4 separate regions of the Homo sapiens genome follow, and all the other regions are linked to region 2. The links are chromatin contacts, found by Hi-C or POLR2A ChIA-PET in ENCODE. All regions are on one chromosome and are shown on one strand. The core of a region is the stretch at or near the end of the contact, and the rest is flanking DNA. Distances in the headings are between cores, read along the strand shown.

Region 1 (3,203 bases), core at 648-3,147, 720 kb after region 2:
ACGGCAGGCCGGGCGCTGTGGCTCATGCCTCTAATACCAATACTTTGGGAGGCCGAGGCGGGCGGATCACCTGAGGTCAGGAGTTCAATACCAGTCTGGGCAACATGGTGAAACCCTGTCTCTACTAAAAATACAAAAATTAGCCAGGTGTGGTGGTGCATGCCTGTAATCCCAGCTACTCGGGAGGCTGAGGCACAAGAATCCCCTGAACTTGGGAGGCGGAGGTTGCAGTGAGCCGAGATCACGCCAATGCACTCCAGCCTGGGCGACAGAGCAAAACAAAACTCTGTCTCAAAAAACAAAAACAAAAACAAACAAAGGCGAGGGGACCATGGCAGCAGGCAAATCCATACCAACCCATCACACAGACGGGGAAAACTGAGGCCTGCTTTCTCACTCTTGGAATAGGAAAGCTGGGAGGCCGTGGCAGAACTCCTGATGCACATAGCTTGAGGCTCTCCAGCTGTCACGCTGATGGGGTGGAGGGTGCAGAAACTACCTAAAGTTTTGGGGCTCTGTAGAACGGCTCTCTGCAGCTTTGGGGGTCAATTGGGGATGGTGACGTGGCCACAGCTGTGGTAGAGGACACCCCTTCTTGAGATCAGGGATGGAGATAGGATGGAGAGAAGAGTGTGTGGTCTTCGTCATCTGCTGATCCTTGTGGGCCCTCTGTTCTTGAACTCCCAAGTTTCCAGGTCCTCGTATCTCCAATACCAGGCCTTGAGGCCTTGAGGCTTTCTGTCTGGAGACCCCTGAAATTTTCATCCTGCCTCTAAATTACCCAAAGTCTCAGAATTACCCAATCTTAGGATCCTCAGTCCCCTGATCCCTTCTGCCCACCTGATCTTGACCTCAAATAGGACCCTGATCACTTGTGGCCCCACATAACTGAGTACCCAGAAACCCGGGTCTCTGTTCTCCTGGGTCCTCAAGACCCCCTGGTATCTGGGTCCCTGGAGCTCTGGTTCATTTCCTTGGATCCTTGTGATCCCAGATATTGGGGTGCTCAGAACCCCATCTCTGTTTTCATAATGCCCATGTCTCCAGATATCTTGGTTCCTGAGATTGTGACATCCTGAGATCCTCAGTATCTGTCTCCTTAGAACCCCAGTCTCTGTTACCCTGACTCCCTTTGATTCTAATAATATCAGGATACAGGGAACCCCAGTTTCTCCAGCCCAGCTCAGCTTCCTCATAACGCTACACATCTGGCTTAAGAGCTTGTACTTTCTTGCCCCTAGGATACCAGGCTCTGTGCCCTGATTCCCTGACACCCCCATATTTGTACCACTGGGCATTGTCCCTGGCCCCCCCCCCCCCACGTCACTCAGCCCCTGGGCTTTGCCCCCCAGGGTCCCCAAATCCCCAGATCCCAAGGCACAGCTTACTGGCTCCCCGATGATCTCATATCTATATCCTTGGAACCTGGGCTTATATCCTCTTGTCCCCCAGGTCCCTGGAGAGACACCGGTTTGTGCCTCAAGCTCTGCCTCCTGGCTCTGGTGACCCTATGCTCTGTGTGGATCCCACCCGGCCCGGACCCTCGGGGGCCACTCACCGGGGTAGTAAAGCGCCTCCGGCCGGGCCAGGCCGTGGGGGGGCCCGGGGACCGCCGGCAGGTCGCAGCCGCCGCGCAGAGGGTCCAGGGGGACGACAAGGCCCGCAGCGCCGCGGGGAGCGGCGGGCTCCGGGGAGGGCGCGCGCAGCGGGCGCTTGCGGAGCGGCAGCGCGGCGCCCGGGAGTCCGGCGGCCTTGGGCCGGGTGCGCAGGTCCACGGGCCCCTCGTCCATGGCCCCCGCGGGGCATCGGGGCATGGGGCCGCCGGGGACGGCGGCCGGAGAGCGGCTGGGCTCGGCTGCACGGGAGGGTGGTTTCGCCGGGCGCCGGGACTTCCCCTGCAGCCGGCTGAACTGAAGGGACTTTTGTCGGCCGGGGCGGTGCCGGCCGCCCGCCTCCCCGCCCCCGGCCCCCCCGGGGCCACCCGTACGCCCCAGGGGTTTCCTGGACCCGCCGCTGCTCCCGCCGCTCTGAGGTGCAGCCTGCCCTGCGCCCCGCCCGCGCCGCGCCCCGCTTGCCCCCTCCCGGCCCGCGGCGCCTGGGGCAGCCAGGCCTCGGCGGGGGAGGGAGAGGAAAGGAGGGGTGGGGGGAGAGGAGGCGGGGTCGGGGGGTGGGGGGGTGTCCCCACCCCTGCTGCCAAGGGCCGCTCTCTCTGCCTCTGTTTTTGTCTTTCTGGCCCTATCTCTCAACATCTCTATCTCTGAGTCTGTAACTGTCTCTCTGGTTCTCCTGTCTGAGTAGGTGTTTCTCTCCGCAACCCCGCGTTTGTCTCTGTGTGCTCTGTTCCGTCTCTGTCTCTCTCTTTTGTCTCTTTGTGTCTGTCACCATCTCTCTGCCTCTCAGTTGCTGTCTGCTTCTCTGTCTCTCAGGAGGCCTTGGCATCTCTGGGACGGGGTTTGGAATCTCGGTTCCCACTTACTCGCTGGGTGACCTTGGCCAAACACTTCCCCTCTCTGAGCCGTTTCCTCCTTAGTGGGAGTGAAGAGACGCACCCGGGGCAGGGACTGGCACTCGGCAGGCGGCCAGGAACGATTCCTCTCCCTCCCCTCTTCCATCTCTGCCACTCCACGTGCCTCATCAGCTGTGGGTCTAAAGGGGCTGGGGGTGGGGTGAGGGTGGGGAGCGCTCCACTGATTGTGTCTCTGCACTCGTTGGGGGCCCTGCCCCCAGCCGGGGCCCGCGGGGCACCGGGGTGGGTGCTCGGAAAATCCTAGGTGCACAGAGAGAAAGAGACATGGAGACAGGCGCAGAGATCTTGAGAGAAAGAGAGATAGCAAGAGACACGGACACCAGGCCAGAGTCAGCGCGACCGAGGCCGGTGCTGCAGGAGCGGGGAGCAGTTTGGCTTCCCCCCGACTTCCCCTCCCACCTCGAGGAGGGGTTGATGGGTGGGGAACAGGCTAGGCGGGTTGGGGGCATGACTCAGGCTGGAGATGGGAGGGAGGGAGGAGGGAGGCGGGACTCTTCCCCGTCTCCTCCCCTCCTCTCCCTCTCCCCGCCCCGGGGTGGGGCCCCGAAGGTCCGGGGCTTTCCCGGATTTCCCTGGGGGCGGGGCAGCCGCTGGGGTTGAGTCCGGGTCACTGAGTCACAGGAGGCGGAGAGGGAGGCTTTGGGGACACAGGGGGCGGGGCATGGGGGCTGCACCC
Region 2 (3,259 bases), core at 177-2,676:
ATTGGCCAAGGCGTGCGCCCCGGCGGCCAATCGAAACGCCGGGCTGCCCCCTCCCTTAGCAACGTGGCCCCGGCGTTCCAAAATAGAACGCTCCCGGGACGTCAGGGGCGGGGCGGACGAAGGGGGCGCCGCGCGCCGTGCGTGCCCCGCGTCAGACGGAGGATTCCAGCGCGTCAGCCGTTACGCACGGGTCCCCCGTTACGTCTCCGCGCAGGAGGCGGAGGCAGCGCGGCTGAGGGTTCGAGGCCCCTCTTCCCGATGGGTGGAGGGCGACCCGGCACCGAAGTGGGCGCTCCGAAGGAGGAGGAAAGGAAAAGAGACTGCTGGAAGCTTCCCCGGGATTTCCCCCACCTGCCTAACTGCGCTAGCTTCAGGTCTGGGACCCGAGCAGGGGGCAGTCCCGGGGCCGGCTCAAAGTTCTCAGCCCCGCTACCGCATACACGTTGCATTGAGCAGCGCATTACCCACCCCACCCCCACCTCGCCCCAAAGCCTACCCTCCCTGCCGCGTTCCCTCCTTGCGCTCCACGCACGCAACCAATTGCAAACATCTCCCGACTCTTTGCAGTTTGCAAAGTGCGCTGTGAGCCTTTTCCATCTCAGATCTAGGGTTCTGATGCGCCTTTTTGTGGGGGTTGGGGTTTATTCTTTTCACCCTTGACTTAAAAAATAAAACCTACAAAGCAGCACCCCTACTATCAAAAACTTACCTGGGAGGCGGCGGCGGTGGGTGGACTGCCGAAGGAGTCCACCGAAGACAGATATTGAGACTCGGCAGAGGGTGAGGAGCTGCACCGGGAGCCGGAGTCGTAGTCTCCGGGGAAAGCCTGAAACATTTCCCTGGGCACAGGGGGGCCCCTGTGACCACGCTGAGGTCGCCGGGAAGCCAAGGCTATGGCCGGGTTGGGGAAGTAAGGTGCAAGTCCGGGGTGAGCCGTGGGAGTCCCCGGTGAGCTGAGCGAGTCCTCAAAGTACGCTGTCCGGGGAAGCTCGGGGAAGGAGCAACGTCCCGTTCCAACAATGGCAAAGTTTCTGTGCAGTCTTCCTGCGGTGCCCAGGCCCCCACAGGATGCCGCTGTACCTCTTGAAAGTGCAGGCTCCGTAGGACCCAGGGGCGAGGGAGGGGTTGCTCCCCCAGGGGCAGAAAGCGCTGTCCCGCTGTACAGAATCAGCTTCAGCTACGGTCTCCTCCACGCGTCCGGCGGGTCCCACGGGGGGAGGGGAGTAATAAAGAAGACCAAAAAAAGTAAGTCGGTCCTCCAAAAGAAAATGAAGAAATATCTGGAAGAATCTTTCCAAAAACTTTCTCCCCGGAAAAAAAAAGATTAATGAAATTTCATAACCCCCAAGAAGAACCACAACAATCAAGTTTCCAAGTCTTGGTTCCGCGTGTCCCTGCCGTGGCCGTAGCTCTGAGTCTTATGAATGAAGCACAGACCCGCCAGCCTGTATTTATATGCCCGGGACCCGCCCCCCTGCTTACGTCACCCGCCCCTTGCTGGACAAACTTCCCCAAATCTCCGGCCCCGCCAAATCGAGTCCCGCACTGTCCAGCAAGAGGTCTGTTCTAGACTCGATCTGGTCACTTGCATGACCCTCGGGGCCCTGGGGGTCTCGGGGGTTGCGTTCCGGGCCACTCGGCGGGAGGGGATCCCGGCCCCGCCTTCCCGGAGTTCCTGTGACGCAATTAGCCATATAAGGAGCTCGGCCGGCGCGGCGGAGTGTTTGTTTGGTATCCTAGCAATGACGTCAGAGGGAATCCCTCGCTCGCTCGCGCGCGCGCCCGCGCCCCGCCCGCGCCTGCGCAGTGCAACGCCGCCCCGGGGGCTGGTAATAATAGGCGCTTAGACTAGCCCCGCAGGGACCCCGCTGACCCGGGCGGGGAAGACCCCAGCCTGCAGGTCCCCTTCACCTCTGGCGCCCCCACCTACCCTGTTCTACCGATGGTGCAGCGCCCCCATTCGAGAAGAAGAGCAGATCTCCAAAAGGAGACCCTGATTAGTGTGGTGTGGTCACGTAGGTGGGGAAACTGAGTCCCGAGCGGGCTGTGATGCTCAGGTGAAAGTGGAGGTAATGGAGGGATTCCGAGGCTCGTCCTGGTTTCTGTCCTGATTCGCTGTGCGAGCTTAGGAAATGTTTTCCCTCTCTGAGCTTTAGCTTTAATCTTCCCCGCTGGGCAAAGGATGTGTGTCTTGGACCCTGCTGGCCTTACAGGTCCGGCGTTTGGGAGGGATGCGGATTTGGAGGAGATGGGAAATGAAACTTAGAGAGAAGCCTCTCTTCTGATGGTGTTGGTAGCCTCTCCTTCCACCTTTTAATCCACCCGGAGACAAAGAATGTGTAAGAGGGAGGGGATATTATTATTAATTCTAATAATAATAATTAATGCCTTGTATTTGGCACTTGCCAAGCACAGCTCCTGTGCTACGCCTTTCAGTAGAAGATTTGTAATCCTTAAAACAGCTCTGGAAGGTTAAGAGAGAAAAATCTTCATTTTATAAAAGAAAAAAATGATACTCAGGGAGGTTAAATGACTTGCCCAAGATCCCATCACAAGAAATTCAAACTCAGAATTGTCAAACTCCAGATTTCCTACCCTTTCCATTTCTTTTCTGATTTCTGAGACCTGCCTGGTTGGATGAAACTCCCTGAAAAACCTGTGTCTGGGGTTTTTTTAAATGATAATGGCAATATTAGTAGCTTTCACTTGTCAGGTCTTTTTTTTTTTTTTTTTTTTTTTTTTTTTGAGACGGAGTCTTGCTCTGCCGCCAGGCTGGAGTGCAGTGGCGATCTCGGCTCACTGCAACCTCCGCCTCACCTTAGCCTCTCGAGTTGCTGGACTACAGGCGCGGGCCACCACGTCAAGCTAATTTTTATATGTTTAGTACAGACGGGGTTTCACCATATTGGTCAGGATGGTCTTGAACTCCTGACCTGGTGATCCGCCTGCCTCGGCCTCCCGAAGTGTCGAGATTACAGGCGTGAGCCACAGCGCCTGGCCTGTCAGGTCTTTCTAAGCTTTACAATCTCCTTCTTACTGCTCTTAGCATGTACTGTTGCAATCTTGGCTCACAGGGGTACAGGTGACTACCTGAGCAAATCTTCTTAGCAAATGGGGTTCATGAATCTGACGTTTTTTTTTTTTTTTTTTGACAGAGTCTCACTCTGTTGCCCAGGCTGGAGTGCAGTGCCACAATCTCGGCTCACTGCAGCCTACATCTCCTGGGTTCAAGTGATTCTCCTGCCTCAGCCTCCCGAGT
Region 3 (3,039 bases), core at 226-2,725, 530 kb before region 2:
AAACAACCTGACCTGACTTCTGTTCTACTAGTATCCCCCTAACAGTGAGAGGCAGAGAGCCCACCTGGAAGGCCACTGCAACAAACCAGGTAAGAGCAGGAGACAAACTGAGGCCAGAGTGGTAGCAAAGGAGCTGGTGAGGCATGGTTGGATTCTGGATGTGTTTTGAAGACAGAGCTAATGCGATCTGCTAGACCATATATAAGTAAGACAAAAGGGAGAAGTGAAGAAGACTCCAAGCTAGCCAGGCACGGTGGCTCACGCCTGTAATCCCAACACTTTGGGAGGCTGAGGCGGGTGGATCACCTGAGGTCACGAGTTCAAGACCAACCTGGCCAACATAGTGAAACCCCTTCTCTACTAAAAATACAAACAATTAGCTGGGTGTGGTGGCGGGCGCCTGTAATTCCCTTGAATCTGGGAAGTGGAGGTTTCAGTGAGCCAAGATCGCGCCATTGCACTCCAGCCTGGGCTACAAGAGCGAAACTCTGTCTCAAAAAAAAAAAAAAAAGAACACTCCAAGCTTCTTGATCTTAGTACCTGGCAGGATGAATGTCCCATCAACTGGGTTTGGAGGTTGAAAGGAAGAAATCGCAAGATTGGTTTGGGACAAGTTTATGTCTGAATGTCAGATGAACTTCCAAAGAGAGAAGAGTCGGCCATGATATGAGTCTGGAGTTCAGGGCAGAGATCCAGGCTGGAAATACACACGTGGGAGTTCTCATTAGATAAAGAGGGTGAAGCTAGCCAATGGTATAGACAGAGATGATGTCATTCTACTGATGATGAAGCTGAGGCACAGAAGGGTTAAACAACTGGCCCAAAGCCACAGTAATGATCAGTGGCAGAGCCAGGATTCAAATTCGGGATTCAACCCGACGCCAGAGCCCACATTCTTAACCATCAGTAGAGTAAGTTTAAGAGTTAATTCACCTAAAACACTTGGCAGGTGCACAGCACATAGCAAACGCCACAGGCATAATAGGGCTTCACATCTCTTTAAAGTACATGCTCATCCCTGGAGGTCTCCTTCCCTCCCTTCCTCAATATTGCTTCTTCCCACGACTTTCACCCAAATCAAAGCTTGTAAAGCATAGTGCGCTGTAATAACCCTCTGCCTTAAAACCTCCTACTAAATCGCCACGCTGCATTCCAAGGACGTCTCTATATTTTACCATCTGCTGTCTCCTGCTTTACAACTTTCCCCATTGAAGACCCTCCTGCGATATACAGATCACCCCCAACTCACATGCTGCGCTCAGCCTCACAACCCCTCAATCAAGCGCCTACCCTTGTTAAAGGGCACCCTCCCTCCCGATTCCTACAAGGCCAGGTCAGCTGCCCACCGCAGCCCACTCTCCCCCGAGAGAAGCCCCTTCCCCTCCACCTAAGACCTCCACCACGGCCCGCGCAACCGCCACTCCCGCGGCCTCTCACCTTCTCCACTAGCAACCCTCCTCGCGAGCGGTTCAACTGACGAAGCTCCAGCCCCGCCCCAGGATCCGGCGTTCTCGCTTCTGATTGGTCACAGCTTACCAGCAGCCAAGTTTCCATTAGCCAAAAGAGACGCCCATCACTCTGTCCCTCCCCCAGAGGAGAACCCGCCCTCCAAAACTTCCAATTGGCTAACTAAGAAGAGGCTGTCCCAAATGGGTTGGGGGAGGCACCTAACGTCGGGCTCTTCTCTAATCACTACTGGCTAATAATGCTGCCAGTCATACAAAAAGGTTGTTCCCCAGAGTGGAAGGGAAAGAATCCCGGAAGTAGCCCCTTGACTCCACCTATTACCCCCTGCGGGAGGGTAGGCCGCGCCCACGTGGTGGGGAGGGCCTGGAAGGGAGAGCCGGGTGTGCATGCGCATGGGGAGATAGTGGCCGCGGCTCCGGAAACTGGGGAGTGGTCTCAGCATAAAGACAGGTTGAGATTTGTCATCGCTTGGTGCATTCCAAACCTGCACTAAGCATTTTGCAGGACTTGGCTTATTTAAACTTTATAACAGCCCTGCAAAGTTATTATGATTTCCATTTTACCACTAAGAAAACAGTCTCAGAGAGGTATAGCCACTAGCCCGGGTTCACACGGCTTTTGAACGACCCATATTTTAAACCGATCAGTCATGAACTGGAAGGATCCAGCTAAAGGAATTGAGCGCGGGGATGGGGGAGGAGGGACCTCTTTAAGAAAGGAAAATAAAGTTTAAAGAAAAAAAAAAACTGACATGAAAGTTTACTTAGAATATGAAATAATAACAAATTACATATTTAAAAGAGCCAAATACCACAAACATTGCAAAATCCCAAAGGATAACGTAATGTTTTTATTAATTTTCTGCCTGACACACCTCTGTGATGTTTCCTACTTTTTCAGCTGCATGTTTCACAATATCCTTGTCTACAAAGAGAAAAGTAAGTTATCTTTCCTCTAGCGTGGTTGATGGAACTTTTTAAAAATTCATTATAATTTAGAACAAGTTTCAGCTTCACAAATCAGTATTGGTGATGTTATTGAAGTCTTTTGGAAATCTAGAAAAACTTCTGGCCAGGCGCGGTGGCTCACACCTGTAATCCCAGCACTTTGGGAATCACGAGGTCAGGAGTTCGAGACCAGCCTGAACCACCTGGTGAAACCCTGTCTCTACTAAAAATATAAAAAATTAGCTGGGCGCAGTAGCGGACGCCTGTAATCCCAGCTACTCAGGAGGCTGAGGCAGGAGAATCACTTGAACTCGGGAGGCGGAGGTTGCAGTGAGCCAAGATCGTGCCACTGCACGCCAGCCTGGGCAACAGAGTGAGATGCCACCTCCAAAAAAAAAAAAAGAAAAACTTTCATAAAGTTTCATTCACATGTTAACTATGTTTTGGAAAATGTTTCCACAGACTAACTTCTGGCTCAATACTTTCAATTTTTTGTTTGTTGGTTTCTTTGTTTGCTGAGACAGGGTCTCGCTTCATCGCTGGGCTGGAGTGCAGTGGCATGTTCATGGCTCACTGCAGCCTTGAACTCCTGAGCTGAAGTGATCCTCCTGCCTTACCCTCCCAG
Region 4 (3,001 bases), core at 351-2,850, 830 kb before region 2:
GGGCACTCTGGGCTGCAAGCCGTACCCACCAGGGACTTCCCAAGAGCATCCTTGGCCACAGTGGGATGGCAGCCAGCCCCAGCTAGAGGAAGGGAAGGGGGAAAGGAGGTGTTGGGGGCCCACTCACCATCGCCCAGGCCCCCGTTGGCTGAAGGGCCATCCAGGGGGTGCAGGAGGGGATGCGGTGCAGCCAGGACCCGGGTGCGAGTTACGAGTGGGTGCGCACGGCGGTGAGATGACTCCACAGGAAAGGGCCGGCCTTGGGTGGGGAGGGGGGGCACCCGAGCTCAGCCAAGAGGGGCCCCCACCCAGCCAGGAGGGGGCGCTGAGAGGGGCGGAACGACAGCTGGCCCAAAAGGGGTGGGATAGAGTTCCTTGTTAGGCCCAGAGCCAGGGCCTGGAATAGAGTAGGGGACAGGGGAGAGGATGGGGGCGGTTAGAAACATGGGGTGTGCATGGATCCAATCAGGCCTGAGAAGCCAGGGAGGAGGGAAGGGGGTGAGGCTTACTGGGTGCCTCACATTGGACAGGGAAAGCTGAGGACCTAGAACATTTTCCAGGGTCCCATGGGAACATGGCCAGATAAAACCCCCCGGCAGCGGCCCCAGGGCACAGGTTCCCCTGTGTTCCAGCAGAGCTGCACCTGCTGGGCAAGTGAACCCAGAAACCCACCCTCTGCCCGGGATGACCCCATCTGAGTACTGCGGCAGGGGGCGTTCCCATCACAGCCTGCAGGCTCACAGCACCCTGCCATGGAGTCTCCCCAAAATAAAGCTTGGATGAGGCTCCCCTGTCTCTCAGGATGGGGGTGCAGGGGTGAGATGAGGGGCTGGACTTTGGGAAGTGGGTCCAGCTTGTTTCCCTGTTATTTAAGGGGGTGACTCTGGCTTTTGAAAGGATACAAAAAGTCTCTTGGGAAGGGTCCCAGACGGCTTCTGAAAGGGGCTCCCCTCTGCCCATTTCTAGGGAAACCCAATGTTTAGGAGACTGTGTCAGGAAGCATACTATTAGAGGAGATCTCTCCTCTCTTGAACTCAGGAGCTGAATGCCATTCCAAGGGACTCCCTATATGTGGGAAGGCTCCATTTAGGGGTATCCCATATCACCTAGGATCCCAGGCACCTGGTGGCAAAGAATACCCTCAATTTTGGGGGGTTCAGAGGCCAGAGGGATCAATATGTGGAGGGCGAATATCTCCCGCAGAAGCCTGGGGACTGCTCAAATGCAATCACCCCTAATTTATCAGGAATCCCAAGTTCCACCCCCAACCAGGAGGGTAAATGAGCCTTGGGTAGCGAGAAATCGGGAACCCCGAAGCCGCTCTTGGCCAGAGGGGCGGGGCAGCCAGAGACGTAGGGAATCCCCCACCCCTGCAGTCCCTAAGGGTGGAGAGTGCGGTGGGGATGTGCCTCCAACTGCGCGCCCCGGGGCGTTCTTGGCTCGCACCCGCGAACCCCACCCCCCCCAACAATCCAGCTCAGGGGTCTCCAGGAGGAGAGCCCCCCAATTCCCAGAACTCCTGCCCCCGAACTTCAGTACCTTGCGCGCTGCAGCCCCAGCGCCATGGCTCGCCAGTCGCCGCTCCGGAGCCCTCGGAGGCCCCTAGCCCCCTCCCCGGCCTTGCGAGCCCCCTCCCCAGCTCCTCCCCACGCCGCGCGGTTGGCTGTGCCACGCCAGGCCTGAGGCTCTGATTGGGCAACGGTATGTCACTCCTGAAAAGGAGGCGGAACCAGAGGGAAAGACTTGGAAAGGCAAGGGGGGGATACCGTGTAATACACACCCCCCAACCACGCCCCTCGCCGCGGACTTCCTCGGCAGTGTATCCCGCACCGTCGGCTGAACGCGCCTTCTCTAGTCCAGCCTCTGAAGTGCCAACGCCAGTACTCTTCTGAACCCACTCAGTTCACTCTGCTCTCTGGACCCCAGTCCCCAGCCTCTAACCCCCACCTCTTCTCACCTTTCCATTTCCTAACCCCAGTTGAGCCCCTCTGACCTCCAATCCCACCCCTTCCAAACCCCTAGCCCTGCCTTCTCTATCCCTTCTAAGGTATTCACAGAGTACCCCACATCTCCTCCCCACCCCCCAACTCCCAACCCCACCCCAGTTCCACAATCCTTGGCCCTCTGGCACCTACCCTTCTCTCTCTCTCCCCAGCCCCTCCCTGCCACCCCAGTCCCATACCCCACTTCGCCCCCATTCCTCCAGTCTGCACCCTCTGCACCCCAGCTTACCTTCCCTACCCCCTCTACTCCACCCTAACCTCTTGGCCTCTCTGACTCCCTTTTCAGGTTCCCATTGATGAATAATTAAGCTTATGTCAAGTAAATATGTTTTAACTCAATCACACCTACTTCAAAAAAGAGCCGAGAAATGTATTTTTTTTTAACTAGTCGACTATGAAGGGAGAAGTACAAAGGTACCAAGCAAGGGTGAAAGCATTACAGTTGGATAAGGAACAGAGTGTGTGTGTGTGTGTGTGTGTGTGTGTGTGTTGGACCACTATTCTGGATTTGGTTGGCAGGGAAGAGGATACTACAGCAGAAGTGGCCTTGTTGAACCTTGAACTTGCCAGGCAAGTTGCTCACCTTAGGGCCTTTGCACTTGCTGTTCCCACAGCTTAGCACACTCTTCCTCCAGGAATCCACACGGCTCCCCGGCTCACGCCAGTTCCCCACTCTGTTTTCTTTTGGGAAACCACTTCTCTGTCCTCTTCATCTATTTAATTTGAATAGGGCTTGGCCACTGCTCTGCCTTCACCAGCTCCAGGGATGGACATAGGATCCAAACCTGGCTAATCAGTTGAGTCTGCTTCCCTGGCCACAGTGATTGGTTCAGGGAAGGCATGTTACCTAATTTAGCCCAATGAGAATCAACCCTGAGACATTTGCTGAAACCATTAGGAAAGAGGATTTTCTATGTCTGCTGGAATTGCTGGGCAGATGGAGCAGATGGGGCTCACACTGCCACAAAGAGAGGAGAGGCTTTATGAGATGAGGTTCA

The links. A loop is a pair of places that touch in the nucleus more often than their neighbours do. ChIA-PET counts read pairs that join two places held with the same protein, here RNA polymerase II (POLR2A). Pooled maps may share reads with other maps.
Region 1: a loop to region 2 is called in a pooled map, with 11 times the contacts of the local background. The contact joins the promoter of BCL3 here to the promoter of FOSB in region 2. A Hi-C loop is called at or near these places in 1 of 168 maps with a recorded cell type or tissue (naive thymus-derived CD4-positive, alpha-beta T cell), 2 of 37 single-sample maps with no recorded cell type and 10 of 50 pooled maps.
Region 3: a pooled map shows a loop between it and region 2 (7-fold over the local background). The contact joins the promoter of CCDC61 here to the promoter of FOSB in region 2. A Hi-C loop is called at or near these places in 6 of 50 pooled maps. POLR2A ChIA-PET finds 5 or more read pairs at or near these places in 2 of 52 experiments (H1 and activated CD4-positive, alpha-beta T cell).
Region 4: POLR2A ChIA-PET joins it to region 2 with 12 read pairs in A673. The contact joins the promoter of HIF3A here to the promoter of FOSB in region 2. POLR2A ChIA-PET finds 5 or more read pairs at or near these places in 2 of 52 experiments (A673 and activated CD4-positive, alpha-beta T cell).

What each region holds. Positions count from the first base shown.
Region 1 is chr19:44,747,402-44,750,604 of GRCh38, reverse strand. BCL3 (BCL3 transcription coactivator) reads right to left here and starts at 1,897. Exons shown (of 9, transcript NM_005178.5): 1 at 1,559-1,897. The coding sequence starts at 1,814. RefSeq lists silencers at 1,659-2,248, 2,659-2,788, 2,849-3,203.
Region 2 is chr19:45,466,163-45,469,421 of GRCh38, reverse strand. FOSB (FosB proto-oncogene, AP-1 transcription factor subunit) reads right to left here and starts at 1,426. Exons shown (of 4, transcript NM_006732.3): 1 at 710-1,426. The coding sequence starts at 835. RefSeq lists an enhancer at 424-1,325 and a silencer at 1,510-1,789.
Region 3 is chr19:45,993,903-45,996,941 of GRCh38, reverse strand. It overlaps CCDC61 (coiled-coil domain containing 61), which reads right to left and starts at 1,475. Exons shown (of 14, transcript NM_001267723.2): 1 at 1,438-1,475. RefSeq lists enhancers at 1,358-1,537, 1,928-2,117.
Region 4 is chr19:46,295,641-46,298,641 of GRCh38, reverse strand. HIF3A (hypoxia inducible factor 3 subunit alpha) reads right to left here and starts at 1,600. Exons shown (of 15, transcript NM_152795.4): 1 at 1,540-1,600. The coding sequence starts at 1,565.